Linked DNA regions of Mus musculus: region 2 is linked to region 1. Evidence: chromatin contacts called from ENCODE Hi-C data. All regions are on one chromosome and are shown on one strand. Each heading gives the region's core, a stretch centred on a gene start or an enhancer-like site at or near the end of the contact. The rest is flanking DNA. Distances are from core to core; before and after follow the strand shown.

Region 1 (3,898 bases), core at 542-3,041:
TGACCCCAACTGACTGAATTTAACTACACTGACTCACTGACCTGCCCTTTCAAACATGCTCCTTCCTTCTGTAAACTAACCTTACTTTTATTGCTTGGGATTAAAGGGGTGTACTCAAGGTGTGTCTATTCCAGCCAGAGTAGCCATGTTGCTGGATTGAAATTCCTCTATATGAGCTGCCTAGAGATAGCACTGTCCACAGAGTTCTATAAACGAGCAGAACCCAACAGGATGTGTGTGTGTGTGTGTGTGTGTGTGTGTGTGTGTGTGTGTGTGTACTTATTAAGTCAGCTTACAAATAGCAAATACAGCTGAATTACAGCTGAGAGGCTGAGAACTCAGTAGTTTCTTCATCCTTGAGTGCCTCTGTAGTCAGAGTAACTCCCCCACCCCCACCCCCACCCCATGGTGCCCATCTCTCACTGGGGAGGCTGGCATAGTTGCTCTGTCCACAAGGCTGGATGCCTCAGCTGTCCTGATCTGGTGAAAAAAAAACCTGAAAGAGAGAGCTGCTGAACCTTAGATCCTGATAGAAAACTAAAAAGAACTGATTCTGGTGTGGAAGGATTCAACCACAGCAGCAGAAGAAAGCAACTTGAGGAAAGGACAAGCCAGAAGAGGTGAATTTCAGCCATGACCGTTTACATCTGGACTGCTAGTAGATGATAACACCTTCAATCAGAGTGGGTCTTCAAAATCAAAATTTATCTATTTATTTATTTATTTATTTATTTATTTATTTATTTAATGCATATGAGTACACCATTGCTCTCTTCAGATATACCAGAAGAGGACATCAGATCCCATTACAGATGGTTGTGAGCCAACATCTCAGGACCTCTGGAAGAGCAGTCAGTACTCTTACCCGCTGAGCCATCTCCCCAGCCCCTTCCAAATCATTTAAGGAAATCCGGAAAGCCTCCCTATTCTGGAGGTTCTAACTTTCACTAGGGTGCCATAAAAACCAACCATAATATCTAGACGCTCAAAGTTCAGCAAATCTGGCTCGGAATCCAGTATGCTTTCTGTGACTACAGAGGTTCTCAAATGGGATGTAGTTTCCTCCTCAGGCAACCTTTGGCAATACCTAGTGACATTTTTGGTTGCAATTAGGTTGCAATTAATGGGTTGTGGTCTTCTAGTGGGCAGAGCCCAGGAATACTGCTATATGATACCACAACAAGGACTTATCCATCCAGCCTAAAAGTTCAAGAACGGGTTGCTGAAAAGCCTAGCGGGACAGAATGCTTTCTGCACTCCCTCTACCCCGTTCTGCTCTTATTTCCATGGATACACAATTAACTACTGCAAAAATAAACAACTCGCAGAAAGCAGCGGAATACATCCACACTTTTCTCACTGCCTTCTTCCATTCAAAATGAACCGATCTTTGTGGCTTTAAAGATAAAGGGAGAGCGAGTGCAGGAGCTGAGGAACTCAGTAGGCAGAAAGGAAATTCACACTAATTGCAATGCTTACAATACAAACTTGGGGTTTGGGGCGGGGGGGGGGGGAGTAGCTGCATTAGATAACTGCTGTGTCAAAAGCGCTTGCGCTGCAAGCTTGGGGACTTGAGTTCGAATCACAGGCATCCAAGTTAAAAGTGCTGGCAGAAGCAGATATGACTCTCTTTCCGGACAGTTCACTCTGGATAACTGCCAGGATCCCAGAACAACAGATTGGGACCCGTGGCCATCCTCCCGCCGGCTGCTGGCACTTTCGGTAAGCAGGAGTGCCTGGGGGCGTGGGCGGGGCGGGGCCTAGGAGCACAGGTCCCTGTGTTGTGACGTCATAATCTGCAGCCGCGGAGCTCGCCCTTAGCAACCGCCCTGGCGACTGTCGCTGTGACCCTTTGCGCCCCCGCGGTCCTGGTCTTTTCCTTTTCACCTCCGCTGCGGGGGAGCTCGGCTTCATCCCAGTAAGAACCAAGGGGATACAACCGCGGAGGCCGCAGGAGGACTAAGCATGGATGGCAGCCGGAGAGGTAAGGGACTGCGCGGGTCCAGGCTGCCCATGGCCTTTAAGGTTGCCTGCCACCTCCTTCAGTGTCGCAGGGTAATGGCTGGAACTAGAAACGCCCTGAGCTCAGGGAGGCCCCGCATGCCCGGCTCTTTGATTTACTGCCTGACATCCATCCCCTGATCCTGGGACCCTGCAGCCTGTATCACTTGGGTATCTTCTAGGCGGAATACTAGCCTGGTCTTTGAAATCTAACCTGAGCCCCAGATCAGGCCGGCTGCTTTCACAGAAACGGCGCTCAGTTTGCTCATCTTGAAGGTAGTGGGTAAATACCCATGCCACGGAGTTCTTGGGGGTTAAGTGCAGATAATATACAGCAAGCTCCTGGTGCATTTTAAGTACATGAAATCTTCCACTCCCTCCCTCCTTCTCTCCCTCCCTCCAGAACTGACTCACCCAGAGCTGGTTATAATTCAGTGGCTCCAAGGTAGGAGCTGGGATACTGCATTTGTAATAAACTTCCAATGTGGCTGGTCATTGGACTGAATGTTTAATAGCAAAAGACTACCTTTGAATCGACCTGCTAATGATTAATTAAGCCTTGCTTTCATCTTGCATGCACCTTTATTCTACAATAATTTCATCAAAATAAGTGTTCTGCTTAGCATACAAGGTTGGGGGGGGGGGAGGATATTCAGACACCATCCCAACCTAAGCTCTAGAGGAAAACACACCAAATGCTGTTATGGTCTTCAGAAATGGTTACAAAATAAACTTTAAACCTTTGCAGTGTTCCACCCGTAACCCAACACTTGTTTACACACAAATCCTGTTAAATGGGTATTATTCATATTTTGAAATGAATAAAACAAAAGATTATAAATAATTCCCCTAGTGTCATGGTTGGTCACAGAACAAGCCCCAGACTAAGAAGCTAAAACCCTCAAGTTCTTTTACTTACATTTGTTTAGTAATAGACTTAGTGAGGTTTTAGTGTTTATTTTTAAATGAGGTGACAAATGTAAATGGGTTTATACTTTTAGGTGGCTTCAGTTTTAGCCCATAACATATATCAATAACATCGTTCCTGGTATAAATGTTATATTCAATAAGTATCTGGGCTAGTTTTTATATACTAAATTATAAGTAACCATTCATTTAGTTGAAACCTCAATGCTTAATTTTAGTTTAAAGTAACCGTCTTAGATTCTATTAGTTCCCTCAGCTACTTCAGAATATTAGATACTAAAGATACCCAAGGGGGAAAACGTTCCTCCCTTCCTCACAGTAAGCAAATGCTTTTGTGAGGTCAGCCTTCAAGAGTGTGATACGGCAGAAAGCCATCAGCTTGAAGAACAACTGGTCTTGTATCTAGTCTCTGATAGCAACTAGTGAGGTCTTGTATCTAGTCTCTGATAGCAACGAATGAGGCGTCCTGACAGTTACTTTACGTTGCCAAGCCTTAGTTGTTGAAAAATGGGGAGCTAGGCTTGATCACCTTTAAGGCTCTATTTCCAGTGTCTGACGGGAGGAAGGAGAAAGGGGAAAAAATGAGACTATTGGTCCACCATTCATTGTATATCAGCAACCTGTGCTGGAAAAACAGGAGGAGACAACCTGTTGGGACAGCCAACTGAGAAGAGCTTGGGAAAGGTTTTTTAATCTGTCATTCCCTTGGAAATACCTTTAAAAGTGACCTATTCCTAAAATTGCAGAAATGTTGGGAAAGTACTGAAACACCATTTTTTTTTCCTCAGTGAAGTTTCTTCTGATTGCTAATAAAATCAAATTCTCTAGGAAACTGAGCTGAAGAATTTGACTGTCCCACCAACACCACATCCATCTCATGCAGCAATTTTTAGTCTTAATTTAGACAAGACTGCTCTTTTTCTGGGCATTTAGCTTAAGACTGCTTTCAGATCATTCTGGGTCCAGTCAA
Region 2 (3,497 bases), core at 811-3,310, 47 kb after region 1:
GTTAGGAAAGTGGCATGAGTAGGTTGTCTAGGTTCTATGGCCTCAGCAGCCATGGGTCCCTTTGCACTGCGTCCACCTCCCCACTCCATACCAACATCCCACACTCACTGAGACATTGGTACTAACATGAGATCTCGGGGGTAAACACAAAAGGCTGTAGCTAAATAGTGATACGTTTGTGTGTTAGTTGAATTGTTCTGGCTAGTTGTTATGTCAAATTGACCTAAGCTAGTCATTTGGGAAGAGAGAACCTCAACTAAGAAAATGCCATCACAAAGTTGGCCTGCAGGACATTTTCCTGATTAATGATTGATGTGGGTGGGACCACACCCCTGGGCAGGTGAGTTGTATGAGAAAAAAGGCTGAGCAAGCCATGGAGAAGAAGCTGATAATCAGTGCTCCTCCATGACCATAGAATTCTGGATCCTTCCCTGATTCCCTAAGTGACGGGAGTTGTAAACTGCCATGCACACACACACACAGTCTACGTGCCACTGTTGTACCTTTGGCAATACCTTGCAGATCTGGTCCTCTCTGTGGCTCGTAGGTATCACATCTGGATAGGATTCTTGATTACTCTTCTTCCTTCTCAGCTTTCAATGGCTCCTTCTGGTACCATGCCACTCCAGAGAGAAGCTTGGACCCAGCTCGATTCCTCCAAGTCCTGTATCTATTGTGTGTGGTGTCATCAACAATAGGGACTTACATTCAAGTTCTAGGAGGAAATCAAGAGCAAGGGCAATGACAATAGCCTATGTTGTTTGGTGATCTCATAAATTGTCCCTGACCAACTTTGTATTTCTCATGTCTGGTAATTAGCATTAATACCCTTATGATGTTATTTAAAATTAGGTGTATATATGTAATATATACTATAATATTAATGTGTATATTTTATATAAACAAAAATTTAAATTATATTACATACAATATATACAATTTGAGTGATGCATAGATAGATATTTCTAAGATTTACCAAAATTCTTTTTACATTTTTTAACTCTACATGAAAAATACTGTAAATGTAGTGGTTTGAATGAGAATGTGAATGGCCCCTAGAGGCTTATGTTGACTACTTGGTCCCCAGTTCACGGAACTTTTTAGGAAGGATTGAGAGGTGTGGCCTTATTGGAGATGCTGTTTTGCAGAGGCGGGGAGGAGTCTGTTGAGCTTGAGGTTTCAAAAGGCTCAGTGTCATTCGCACTCGTACATCAAGAGCTCTCAGCTATTCTTGCCATCCTGCCTTTCCTCTGCCATCATCAACTCTTTTTGTTACTTTTCTGTCACTATGATAAAATACTGTGAGTAAGGCAACTGTTTGTGAAGGATGAGGAGGTGTGGCCTTGCTGGAGGAGGCGTCTCACTGGGGACAGGCTTTTCGAGGTTAGCTCCCCCTGCCTCCTACGTGTGGAGCAAGATGTGAGCTTTCAGCTACTGCTGCAGCACCACCTGCCTGCTGCTGCTGCGTTCCCTGCATGGCAGTCATGAACTCTAACCTCCTGAAACTCTAAGCCCAGTGAAATGCTTTCCTTAAAAGCTGCCTTAGTCGTGGTGTGTTGTTATGGTAACAGAAAAGTAACTAATGCAGTAAAAAGATCAGTCACTCGATGTCCATCACTTCCACGTGATCTGATACCTTTTCATAGCACTAATATGTGTACCTTACTAAAAAGTGAAAATTTAAAATTCAAGTGCATGCTCAAGTGGGTATTATTCATATCTCACAACTAAAATAATGTACAGTTTAAAAACCAAGGGTAGTAAAATAGCTTAGTAGGTAAAGGTCCAGAAATAAAACTGGTCCTGCTTCAATAAGGAATACACACGCAGGGGCACGCGGGCACACACACAAACACACACGTTTATGCACGCATTCTTGATATATTATTATCCACAGCTTAATCGTCAATATATTGAAAACTGTTCATGAACTTCAAATTATTCAAGGTGCTTTAATTTTGTGAGCACACATCACCAATCTTAATGGTTTAAAACCTGATTCCTATACACATGCGATGATCTAAAGACAGCCTCCAGGTGGCGCTGTTGCACTTGGCAGTGCCCCTCTGCTGGCTCTATAAACTTCCCATCTCAATCCAGCTACCAGTCCAGGAAGAGGGTGGTAGATAAGCATGCTGGGAAATGTAGAGTGCTTTGCTAACTCACCCTTTCACCTCGCCTCACAGCCACATTCTCAGGCAGTATTCACGCTTGCTTCGTCTCTAAGCCCCACATCTGGCACCTTACCACCCATGCACCATTCAGGTTCCTGCAGAAAATGCTGAGATAACCACTTCTGTGAATTTTCCTATGAACCTCGGACTGATCTGGCCTGACCTGTGAGTCTCAGTCCTCGTTGCCTGGCAGAGCAGAGAGTTTATTCTCCTGTCTCACCACCAGGGTGCAGCAGTAAGCAGCCGCTCGCTCTATGATCTCAGAGGACACAACAGAGATTTGGTGGTTACAATTCCTACCTTTCACCTCCCCTCTCTGCTGGCCTCACACTCCCCACCTACCCCTTCACCATGGCTTTGGGGGACAAACCAAAGGAATTAACACAATGACTTACTGCATGGTGTGCAGAAGTAAATGTGACTGTGTGGTTTACATGCAATGAGCCTTTAGAATGTTTGAGATTTGACAGAAATCCCCAGGTGATGCCACTAATGCAACCAAAGAATCCATCAAATGTTCTCTGCAATCTCTATCCAACCCAGGCTTGCAGAGTGGCCTTTACCCTCCCCTTTCCTGGACATAATCTCACTTACTACGACTAGAGCAGAGATATAGAAAGTTCTCTCGGCTGTCACTCCAAAAAGACCCACCTGGGGTTTAGTTTTTAAAAATGAATTTCAAATAAAAGATCACTTTATCTTGTCTCATGTGCTCTCTTCTTACTAAATTTATACCCAGGAGTCTCCTTTAAAGGCATAATTTAAATCGGGCATGGTGGTGGAAGCCTTACTTATAACCCCAGCACTCAGAAGGCAGAGGCAGGCAGGTCTCAAGGAATTCAAGCCCAGCCTGGTCTACAGAGTACGCTCCAGTCCATCACAGACTACACTGTCTTAACATTTTATATGTGTGTGTGTGTGCGTGTACACATATATGTATATTATATATTATGTATAAACATTATTTAAATAATATATAAATGATATATTTACAAAACATATAATTAAGAAATATTTATAAGAGTGTATGAATATATAACATAGTATATATTATATAAGTATTGTATATAATATATATTACATATATAAGATATACTTTATATAATTTATATATTATATACATATATAATACATATATTAAACAACTTCTATCTCTACACTGCAAGCAAAAGGGAAGAGTCTCTGCCTCTGTGAAATGAATCAGCCACGCCATGATGTGAACACAGTGCTATATCAACACCCTTGCCCTCCCCTCTGTGTTCCTAGGTAGGCATCTCTCTTTCTGGAAGTTTCTAAGGGAGCACATCTGTCTTGCCAAAAAGT

What was found. A loop is a pair of places that touch in the nucleus more often than their neighbours do.
Region 2: a loop to region 1 is called in a map of T-helper 17 cell, with 1.9 times the contacts of the local background. The contact joins the enhancer-like site here to the promoter of Spata7 in region 1. A Hi-C loop is called at or near these places in 4 of 37 maps with a recorded cell type or tissue (T-helper 1 cell, T-helper 17 cell, T-helper 2 cell and 1 more).

Annotation. Positions count from the first base shown.
Region 1 is chr12:98,626,351-98,630,248 of GRCm38, forward strand. Spata7 (spermatogenesis associated 7) reads left to right here and starts at 1,792. Exons shown (of 11, transcript NM_001289572.1): 1 at 1,792-1,984. The coding sequence starts at 1,966.
Region 2 is chr12:98,672,663-98,676,159 of GRCm38, forward strand. No RefSeq gene overlaps it. Among named protein-coding and RNA genes, the nearest start is that of Spata7, 46 kb to the left of the region's middle. Within about 2 kb of position 2,061, at least 2 of the 3 ENCODE cell types and tissues checked have a DNase peak (open chromatin) inside an H3K27ac peak, as active enhancers do.